Linked DNA regions of Homo sapiens: region 2 is linked to region 1. Evidence: chromatin loops called from intact Hi-C (ENCODE). Cell type or tissue: heart left ventricle. All regions are shown on one strand. Each heading gives the region's core, and the rest is flanking DNA. Links, peaks and the distances in the headings are about the cores only.

Region 1 (5,386 bases), core at 286-5,285:
GTCAAGGAGAGTGAAAATGTGGTTTGCCATTTCTACAGAGACTCCACATTCAGGTAACTTTGTTTCCATCTGTGACTTTTTCTAAAAAAACACAGTGAATTGTTTGGCTGGAGATATACTGGCTTACTAGAGAAATGAAGAAAACTAAAAGAAAAAACTTCCTAAGTTGTTTCATTGTACTCTCTCATATGTTATTTAGTATTAAGTTAAGCAGGCAGGGGCCCAGTGACTCAAGCCTGCAATCTCAGCACTTTGGGAGGCCAAGTGGGGGGTGGATCACTTGAGGTCAGGAGTTCAAGACCAGCCTGGCCAACATGGCGAAACCCTGCCTCTACTAAAACTACAAAATTAGCCGGGTGTGGTGGCAGGTACCTGTAGTCTCAGCTACTGGGGAGGCTGAGGTGGGAGAATTGCTTGAACCCAGGAGACAGAGGTTGCAGTGAGCGGAGATCGCGACACTGCACTTCAGCTCGAGCGATAGAGTGAGACTCCATCTCAAAAAAGAAAGAAAAAAAAAGTTAATTGTTATTTTAAAGAGTAACTTAAAGAACAGTTACATGCAAAAGTATAAATGAATATTACTGAAAGTCAATATTCCCATATAAATGGCTTATATTTTTGAATTGTATTTTCACTAGCTAACTAAAAACATCTTAGAAATGTACACTTAAAATTCTTATCACCATGACAGTAATTATTTCCCTCTAGTATTGTGATGTAGCCATGATATTGGGAACGGGCAACAGCTGTTGAGAGTCAGTGTTCCTTCAGTTCCTCCTTGAAGGAACTAGCAACTGTGGTGGGGAGATGGTGGCTTGGCCAAACCTTTCACCAGAGCAGAGTTGGGACTGCCAGTCTTGGCTAGAAGGAGAAGTGATTTTTCTTAGACCACCCTAGGTCTCCAAATTTCTCTAAGGAAGCAGATCTCTTATAAAATGTTAATACCTCCTCAGAAGAGGTCACATCGTAAACCAAAGGACCCAAGCCTTTGTGGTTTTTTGTGCACAGATTTGATTAGTTGCCAACACTTAAAAATCGAGAGATAACTCCTTTTGAAAATATCCACACTTAGAATTTTTCTTTAAAAAATCAGAAAACTTGCTAATAGCATAGCTGGAACTATGATGGCAGTCATCTGCTGACTGGCACCTGCCTACCCAGGACAGACAAGCACTGTGCTCTAGAGTCTCTGGCACTCACTGTGGTTTCAGCCCTGCTCTCTTTCTCATTTCTGTGGCCTTCTTGCCCCTTTGTCTTGATCTCACAACCCAACAGCTTCATTGTTAGTTAACACCTTTCAAGAATTGATTGCCTGGTATTCATTGACTAAGAGAATAAAAATGAAACAAAATATTGAGATGGTGAAATCCCTTGTGAGGAACAGTGAGAGAAGGGATTAGGCAGGTAGAAAGGTATCAGAGAAACCTCTGCCCTTATGGTACACAACCATCTCGCATTGGCACACATTCCTCAAGTTGCCAACCTCTGACAAATATGATGAGGTGATATATAAATATACTAGTATGTAAAATATTATTTGTCCACTTGTTTTTTTTTTGTTGTTTTTTTTTGTTTTTGAGACAGAGTCTTACACTGTCACCCAGGCTAGAGTGCAATGGCAGGATCTTGGCTCACTCCAACCTCCACCTCCCGGGTTCAAGTGATTCTCCTGCCTCAGCCTCCCGAGTAGCCAGGGCTACAGTCACCCACCACTACACCCGGCTAACTTTTGTCTTTTTAGTAGAGACAGGGTTTCTCCAGATTGGCCAGGCTGGTCTCAAACTCTTGACCTCAGGTGAACCACCCACCTTGGCCTCCCAAAGTGTTGGGATTACAAGTATGAGCCACGGCACCCGGCCTCACTTGTTTTTTTTATGTCTTTCCCAACTAGATTGTTCGTTTTGTAGAGGCAGCGCATTTGCCTGTATTGTGACCTACTGTTCTCTGGGATCATAGCCCTAAAGCAACTGCCTGACGCATAGTAGGTGGTCAATAAATACATTTGATGGTGTATAAACAGTGCATCACCAGGAGTACTCACCTTCAAACAGAACTGAAAAATCAAAATCATCCAGTGAACTTTATATATTAGCAAAGTTCCTAGCACATAGTAGGCAGGATGCTTTCATGTATATTATCCCTAGAACATTCACAATAATCTTCAGAGGCACTTATTATTATTCCTGTATTTCATGTATGGAAACCAAGATTTGGAGAAATTGACTCACCTAGTATCACTCAGATACTAAATGATAAAAAAAAGAGAGAGATTGGAACCCATGTTTTAAGCCTATTGCTATTTTTTTAATTTTTAACTTTTGTGGGTAGTAGTAGGTAAATATGGGGTACATGAGATATTTTAACACAGGCATGCAGTGTTTAATAATCACATCAGGGTAAATGGAATATCCATCACCTCAAGCTTTTATCCTTTGTGTTATAAACAATCTAATTATGCTCTTTTAGTTATTTTTAAACATACGTAAAGGCCTATAGCTATTTATACCATGACTGTTGTTTTGGATTTTTAAAAATTGATTGACGGGTTGGGCGCCATGGCTCATGCCTGTAATCCCAGTACTTTGGGAGGCTGAGGCAGGTGGATCATGAGGTCAGGAGATCAAGGCCATCCTGGCCAACATGGTGAAAACCCATCTCTACTAAAATACAAAAAGTTAGCTGGGCATGGTGGCTCGTGCCTGTAGTCCCAGTTGTGCAGGAGGCTGAGGCAGGGGAATTGCTTGAACCTGGGAGGCGGAGGTTGCATTGAGCTGAGATCGTGCCACTGCACTCCAGCCTGGCAACAGAGCAAGACACTCTGTCTTGCTCTTTAAATACAAATTAAAATTAGCCAGGCAATGGTGCGGGTGCCTGTAATCCTAGCTTCTTAGGAGGCTGAGCCAGGAGAATTGCTTGAACCCAGGAGGTGGAGGTTGCAGTGAGCAGAGGTCGTGCCACTGCACTCTAGCCTGGGCGACAGAGCGAGACTCCATCTCAAAAAAAAAATACGTTCCTTACTGCAGTTAAAGTATGGAGTTGATTTATTTACAAATTTTCAGGAACATATTTCTCATATAAAGGTTGATTTATCATTTGTTTTGAGCTTTATTTAAAAACCATTTATTAATTTGTTCTCTCTTACCATTTTTCACTGAAATCTCGTTACTGAACTACATGAGTAACATATGAAAAAACATATCCGGGGAAAAAGTGATGAGGCACCAAGGTTACACATAACTTATGTTAGAGCCAAACTTAGTTCAGGAAAAACTACATCAAGTGCACAAAAAGCTTACTGGTAAAAATAACCATGAAGTATTTTGTGTGTGAGTCATCTAGAGGTAGTTCTCAAGCTTTATTTGAGCATAAGAACAGCTGTATGTTTCCCAACTCCACTGCCAGAGAATTTTGATTCATCTGGATATTTTAAAAGTTGACGGCAGGCTGGGTGTGGTAGCTCACACCTCTAATCCCAGCACTTTGGGAGGCTGAGGCAGGTGGATTGCTTGAGGTCAGCAGTTCAAGACCAGCCTAGTCAACATGGTGAAACCCCATCGCTACTAAAAATACAAAAATTAGCCGGGCGTGGTGGCAGGTGCCTGTAATCCCAGCTACTCGGGAGGCTGAGGAAGGAGAATCGATTGAACCCAGGAGGCAGAGATTACAGTGAGCCGAGATCGCGCCACTGCACTGCAGCCTGGGTGACAGAGTGAGAGTCCAACTCAAAAAAGATGAATAAATAAAAGTTGATCATAATGAACACCTGGGGTTAAGAACCACCGGTCTAAAAGATTGTTACAATAGTCTGTTTTAGAAACACTCGTGAATTGGCCAGTTGAAAATGAATTTTTTGAGACAGAGTCTTACTCTGTCGCCTAGCCTGGAGTGCAGTGGTGTAATCTTAGCTCACTGTAACCCCCACCTCCCAGGTTCAAGTGATTCTCGTGCCTCAGCCTCCTGTGTAGCTGGGATTTCAGGTGCCCATCATGACGCCCAGCTAATTTTTGTATTTTTAGTAGAGATGGGGTTTCACCATATTGACCAGGCTGGTCTTGAACTCTTGGCCTCAAGTGATCTGCCCGCCTCAGCCTCCCAAAGTGTTGGGATTACAGGCGTGAGCCACTGCATCAGGCCAGAAAATAAATTTTAATGTAAAGAAGATGTCACTTTTTTTGTTTGTTGAGATGGAGTCTCACTATGTTGCCCAGGTTGGAGTACAACGGCACAGTTTCGGCTCACTGCAGCCTCCACCTCCCAGGTTCAAGTGATTCTCCTGCCTCAGCCTCCCAAGTAGCTGGGACTACAGGCATGCACCACCACACCCAGCTAATTTTTGTATTTTTAGTAGAGACAGGGTTTCACCGTGTTGGCTAAGCTGGTCTCAAACTACTGACTTCAAGTGATCCGCCTGCCTCAGCCTCCCAAAGTGCCAAGATTACAGATGTGAGCCACCGCACCTGGCCAAGAAAATCTCACTTCTGTTTCCGTCTTCATTGGAAGATGGCTTAATAAAAGTTACTACTGGTAGGCTGGGTGCAGTGGCTCACGCTTGTAATCCTAGCACTTCGGGAGGCCGAGGCAGGCGGATCACAAGGTCAGGAGATCAAGACCATCCTGGCTAACACAGTGAAACCCCGTCTCTACTAAAAATACAAAAAATTAGCCGGGCATGGTGGCAGGCGCCTGTAGTCCCAGCTACTTGGGAGGCTGAGGCAGGAGAATGGCATGAACCAGGGAGGCGGAGCTTGCAGTGAGCCGAGCTTGTGCCACTGCACTCCAGCCTGGGGGACAGGGCAATACGCCACCTCCAAAAAAATAAAAAATAAAAAAGTTACTACTGGTATTTTTTAATTTCCTAGAAGCATAATGGCCACATTTATTTAAATATTATTAGTAACCCTTAGCCTTAATGTGCTTCTTACTGACAGCGTTGCATATTTAGGAGTAAGAAGTTTTTCCTCGGTAATGCTGTTCAGTTTTTCTTCATGACTTCCAAATATGGCACCATGTGTGCACTTCTGATTCTTGTAAGTCTCTTCCGAGTTTTGTCAAGTTTCAGTTTGTTCCTCTTCAAGTTTCCTGTGTAGGAGATAGGACAACTTCCTTTATGACTTAAAGCATATATTTAATATTTTAAAAGAGAATATCATTAATGCAAATCTGACTTTCTAGAATCTTATAGGCTGTTTTCCCATCTCGTAATCAGGCAGCTAACCTCTGATCTGGAAGTGAGGTCATCTGACACAAGTTTAAGTTGGCTGCCATGTTATGAGAGTCAACAGAAAAACTACATAATTAGATTTCCCTTGATGATATTTATTTTGAAAAAAGCGATCTGTGGTTTTAGCTTATAATTTTCTATGTGTGGTCACTTACAGGTGTAAAA
Region 2 (5,386 bases), core at 157-5,156, 130 kb after region 1:
GCCCTCCAGGCTGGGCGACAGAGTGAGACCCTGTCTCTAAAGAAAAAAAAATTAGCACAGTAAAAGAGATGGCGCTAAATTAGCAGAGGCTGCTTTTATTTTCACAGATGTCTTCGACCCCACATAAGCAAGGACACTGTATGTTGTGGCACACAGGTTTCTCTCCAACTAGACGGAGCTCTTAGAAGTTAGTGTCCTTTGGCTCCCCTCCAGGCCTTACACACACTGGATATTCAATAACTATGGAATTAAAACTGCAGTTGCCTTTAAGCTTATTTATTAATGGGATCTGGTTTCACTGTGGGTGGCACTTCCACTTTAACGCAACGATCAAAAACATTAAGATCTACGACAGGATGGATATTGGGACAATAAGCATGACAATGTCATTGTTGCCAAGCCAAATTTTACAAGAGGTGAAGGGAAGCAAAGGGTAACTAGAATGCAGAGGTTCTTCATCATCATCTTCAATCAGCTGTCACAGAATTCCCCACTACTGAACCTCCCTTACAATTCTTACTTCTCCCCACCCCTCCAGGTATCTAAAATAGAAAAGAAAGGAAATAATTCTCCCTGAGAGATTTCCGCCTCCTTCTTCTTTCTTTTCAACAGCAACCTCAACTGTTGACAGAGGTTCCTTAGGATTCAAAGAACAATTCTGAAGCTGAAAACAGAATAGTCTGTTTTTGAATAAATCCTAAAATATTTTCATTTCACACCCTTGTTCCATGAGGAAAAAATTTACATAGAGACAAATAGGTTTTGTTCAGGCAGTGTGCAATAATAAAGTTTAGGCCAAATTAGATTTATAATTAGATATTAAATGCTGGTTTGGTACTAAGTTTAGGGATAAAATGAACCCATATCCACATATGTACTTATAGACACCAAAGCACAGAACAGATAATCTAGCTGGCATCCAGTGTTTCTTGACTTTGGCTGAATCTCTGTTCCCCAGAACAGACTGTAAGCTCCAAAAGGTGGGGACCATGTTTTGGTCAGCTTTGGATTTCTCCAACACCTTGCACAGTGTTCATGCAAAGAGCCACTCACAGAAATTGTTGAATTCACTTAAAAAAGAAAACAATTTTGGCTGGGTACAGTGGCTCATGCCTGTAATCCCAGCATTTTGGGAGGCTGAGGTGGGAGGATGGCTTGAACCCAGGAGTTTGAGACCAGCTTGGACAACATAGTGAGTCCCTGTCTCTATGAAAAAACTTTAAAAAATTAGCTGGATGTGGTGGCACACTGCCTGTAGTCCTAGCTACTCTGGAGGCTGAGGTGGGAGGATCACTTGAGCCTGGGAGGTCGAGGCTGCAGTGAACTGAAATCATGCCACTGTATTCCAGCTTGGGTGACAGAGCAAGACCCTGTCTCAAAAACAACAACAACAATACTAACGCAATTTTTATAAAATGGTTAATGAGGCTTGCTAAGGTGGCAGTAGACCCAAACGCAGATGTTCAAACATTGCCATTCTTACATGTTTTGGAGTGAAACAGTGAAAGGGAAAGGACAGAGAATTAAACCAAATTAAACTAAAATCTCCAAGTCTGTAGTAAAAGAGAGCTGCAGCAGGTTTAGTCAGTGAAAAAAAAATTTTTTTTTTTCCCCTGAGATGGAGTCTCATCCTATCACCCAGGCTGGAGTACAGTGGCACCATCTCAGCTCACTGCAACCTCTGCCTCCCGGGTTCAAGTGATTCTCCTGCTTCAGCCTCCCGAGTAGCTGGGTTACAGGCATGTGCCACCATGCCTGGCTAATTCTGTATTTTCAGTAGAGATGGGGGTTTCTCCATGTTGGTCAGGCTGGTCTCGAACTCTTGACCTCAGGTGATCTGCCCGCCTTGGCCTCCCAAAGTGCTGGGATTACAGGTGAGCCACCGTGCCCGGCCTGAAAATGGTTTTGAAAACATATTTTAATGAAAACACTTTCTCACCATCTTTAAATAAAAACAATTTGCATTTTCCAATCGGAAGCTGCTGGGGCATTAGGACTCATGTGCTTTCTGCTCCACAGGTTTCAGATGCCACTGCACTACTAACTCCCCAGTGCTTTTGAGGCACGTGTTAGACATGTTCTCCTCTGCTGGAAGTCCTTGTGGCAACTTCAAGGGCTTGATTCTGTGACACAAGAAAATGCGTTTAGATAGGAGGAATACGTTCTAGCGTTCTATATCCCCGCAGGATAACTACAGTTAACAATAACACATAGTTTCAAATAGCTAGGAGGAGGATGTTGAATGTTCCCAACATGAAGAAATGGTAAATGTCTGAGATGATGGATATGCCAATTACCCTGATCGGATCACTATACTTTATATATATTGAAACGTCACTATGTACCCCATAAATATGTACAATTATTATGTGTCAATTAAAAAAAAACAAAATAAAATTTTAGTTTTTTAAAAAGTTTTTTTCAGAACATTAACGAAAAAAGAAAAATGCATTTAGAATTACACTAGGCAATACATTTTAAAAAGAGCTGAGAAGAAACAACAAACCTTATCAAATGCTTAACTACTTTCAATTTTGCATTCACTGAAGGGATATTCTTGTGAACTTGAGGGGTATGTGCCTGTGAACAACAACAACAAAGCAACGTTATCAATCTGAAAAGCAGATAGTTCCATGTTTCAGTAAAATGTTAAATTGAAGGTTCATTCTAAGCCAAATTTATAAATAAATTACCCTAAGTAATACAAAATAAATAATAAATGTATACCGCAAAGTTTTAAAAGTATAAAATTTAAAGCAATGTAAACAACACTAAAGATGATTAAAATAATTGCATACTTTTTCTAATCCAAGCATCTTTATTATATCTTTTTCCCAATATGGACGTCTTCTTGTACTTTTTATTCTGGTAACAATATGCAGTTTATGAGGGTTCTGTGGATCCCCACCGTATTTTTCATGATCTTCAGGTGAGGCCTGAAACACCTAGAAAGGAAAGAATTATAAATGGTAAATTTCCAACTTACACAGTTTCTGTGTACCTCCCATTTTTTCTTAAAAGACACACACACATACACAACTACATAATTACCTCATCCTTAATCATCATGTAATCCTCAACCTCAGATTGAACATTTCTATCAATCTGATTATGCAGATAGATGGAGTTTAACCTGTAGAACAAAGCAGGAGCAACCAGACAACACTAAATAATTTAAATGTCAGGAGAATCTGTAAGCACTGCTATGAGCTGGGCACTGGGCTGCATCCTCTTCCCTCCCTATTCTCAGGTGAAGAGCTGACTATCAAGTGGGAAAACAAACATGTAAATTAAAAATGAAAATAAAACATAAGTATTATAAAAAGAATCTACAAAGTATTATGAGAATACAGGCAAATGACTAATGAACTCTGCCTATGAGCGATCAGAAACAGCTCCACAGAGCTAATACTTGAATTAATTATCTAAGAATCAAAAGGTTCTAAGAAACTATCCCACAGAAACACTCCTCTAAGTATACAAAATATACCGAATAAGGATGTGTATTCTAACACTATGTGTAACACTGAAAAGTTTAAAGGCAACCCGTGTTCCTCACCATGATAACTACATTATGATGCATCCATTCTAAATAAAATGATTAATAATAAAACTAAGTAAAATGATACAAATACACAAATTCTTTTTTTTTTTTTTTGAGATGGAGTCTTGCTCTATCGCCCAGGCTGGAGTGCAATGGCACGATCTTGGCTCACTGCAACCTCTGCCCCCAAGGTTCAAGCGATTCTCTTGCTTCAGCCTCACGAGTAGCTGGGATTACAGGCGCACACCACCGTGCCCAGCTAATTTTTCTATTTTTGGTAGAGATGGGGGTCTCACCATGTTGGCCAGGCTGGTCTCGAACTCCTGACCTTGTGATCCGCCCGCCTTGGCCTCCCAAAGTGCTAGGATTACAGGTGTGAACCACCACGCCTGGCGCAAATACACAAATTCTGATGTATCCTATAGGATACAATACTACCATTAAAATGAATGAGGTTTACTATCTTTGCAGGTCTTCACATTGAATGATGGCCATAATATATTCTTGAGCCAAAAACCAAAAAGAAATGTCCACACAATTATGTGTTGTAAGCTGTTATGTGCATCATCTGTACCAAATACATGAGTGTGCATATGTGATATATTCTATAAATACTGTTTCTAAGACTCATATAAAATATATATAAAGGTCTCAAAGACATTAGATCAAGAGTCATAGCTCTGGGGAAGCAGATTTAGAAAAAAAATTGACCCCCAAAAAGATGGTATTTTAATAAAAAAGAATATCATTCATGATTAAAAACAGTTTTGTAGAAATGTAAACAGTGTAAAAGCGTTCTTATTTCTCCACAGCCTTGCCAGCATCTATTGTTTCTTGACTTTTTAATAATCGTCACTCTGACTGGCATGAGGTAGTATCTCATTGTGGTTTTGATTTGCATTTCTCTAATGATCAGTGATGATGAGCTTTTTTTCATATGTTTCTTGGCCACATAAATATCTTCTTTTGAGAAGTGTCTGTTCATTTCCTTTGCCCACTTTTTGATGGGATTGTTTGTTTTTTTCTTGTAAATTTAAGTTCCTTGTAGATTCTGGATATTAGACCTTTGTCAGATGGGTAGATTGCAAAATTTTTCTCCCATTCTGTAGGTTGCCTGCTCACTCTGATGCGAGTTTCTTTTGCTGTGCAGAAGCTCTTTAGTTTAATTAGATCCCATTTGTCAATTTTGGCTTTTGTTGCAATTGCTTTTGGTGTTTTAGTCATGAAGGCTTTGCCCATGCCTATGTCCTGAATGGTATTGCCTAGGTTTTCTTCTGAGGTTTTTATGGTTTTGCACTATTGGTGGGAATGTAAATTAGTTCAACCATTGTGGAAGACAGTGTGGTGATTCCTCAAGGATCTAGAACCAGAAATACCATTGGACTCAGCAATCCCATTACTGGGTATATACCCAAAGGAATATAAATCATTCTACTATAAAGACACATGCACATGTATGTTTATTGAAGCAGTACTTACAATAGCAAAGACATGGAACCAACCCAAATGCCCATCAATGATAGACTGGATAAAGAAAATGTGGTACATATACACCATGGAATACTATGCAGCCATAAAAAGGAATGATGTCATGTCCTTTGCAGGGACATGGATGAAGCTGGATGCCATCATCCTCAGCAAACTAATACAGGAACAGAAAACCAAATACCGCATGTTCTCACTCATAAGTGGGAGTTGAGCAATGAGAACACACGGGGAGTCGGGGGCAAAGGGAGACCATTAGGACAAACACCTAATGCATGTAGGGCTTAAAACCTAGATGACGGGTTGATAGGTGCAGCAAACCACCATGGCACATATATACCTATGTGACAAATCTGC

Evidence for each region. Hi-C counts contacts between places; a loop is a spot of excess contacts. Peaks named below come from ENCODE experiments on the same cell type or tissue, not always from the same donor. Only the 100,000 strongest peaks of a DNase experiment are listed, where the experiment ranks them.
Region 2: it touches region 1 in a loop (2.9-fold over the local background); 77 of 110 quality-filtered maps call a loop at or near these places.

The regions. Positions count from the first base shown.
Region 1 is chr2:99,322,202-99,327,587 of GRCh38, reverse strand. It overlaps TXNDC9 (thioredoxin domain containing 9), which reads left to right. Exons shown (of 5, transcript NM_005783.4): 3 at 1-53; 4 at 5,379-5,386. Among named protein-coding and RNA genes, the nearest start is that of TXNDC9, 11 kb to the left of the region's middle. In heart left ventricle, for the core only: no CTCF peak of the experiment used is centred there; no DNase peak of the experiment used is centred there; H3K27ac peaks cover 206 bases.
Region 2 is chr2:99,192,310-99,197,695 of GRCh38, reverse strand. It overlaps MRPL30 (mitochondrial ribosomal protein L30), which reads right to left. Exons shown (of 6, transcript NM_145212.4): 4 at 2,799-2,945; 5 at 2,507-2,580; 6 at 1-2,123. The coding sequence ends at 1,991. Among named protein-coding and RNA genes, the nearest start is that of MRPL30, 14 kb to the right of the region's middle. In heart left ventricle, for the core only: no CTCF peak of the experiment used is centred there; no DNase peak of the experiment used is centred there.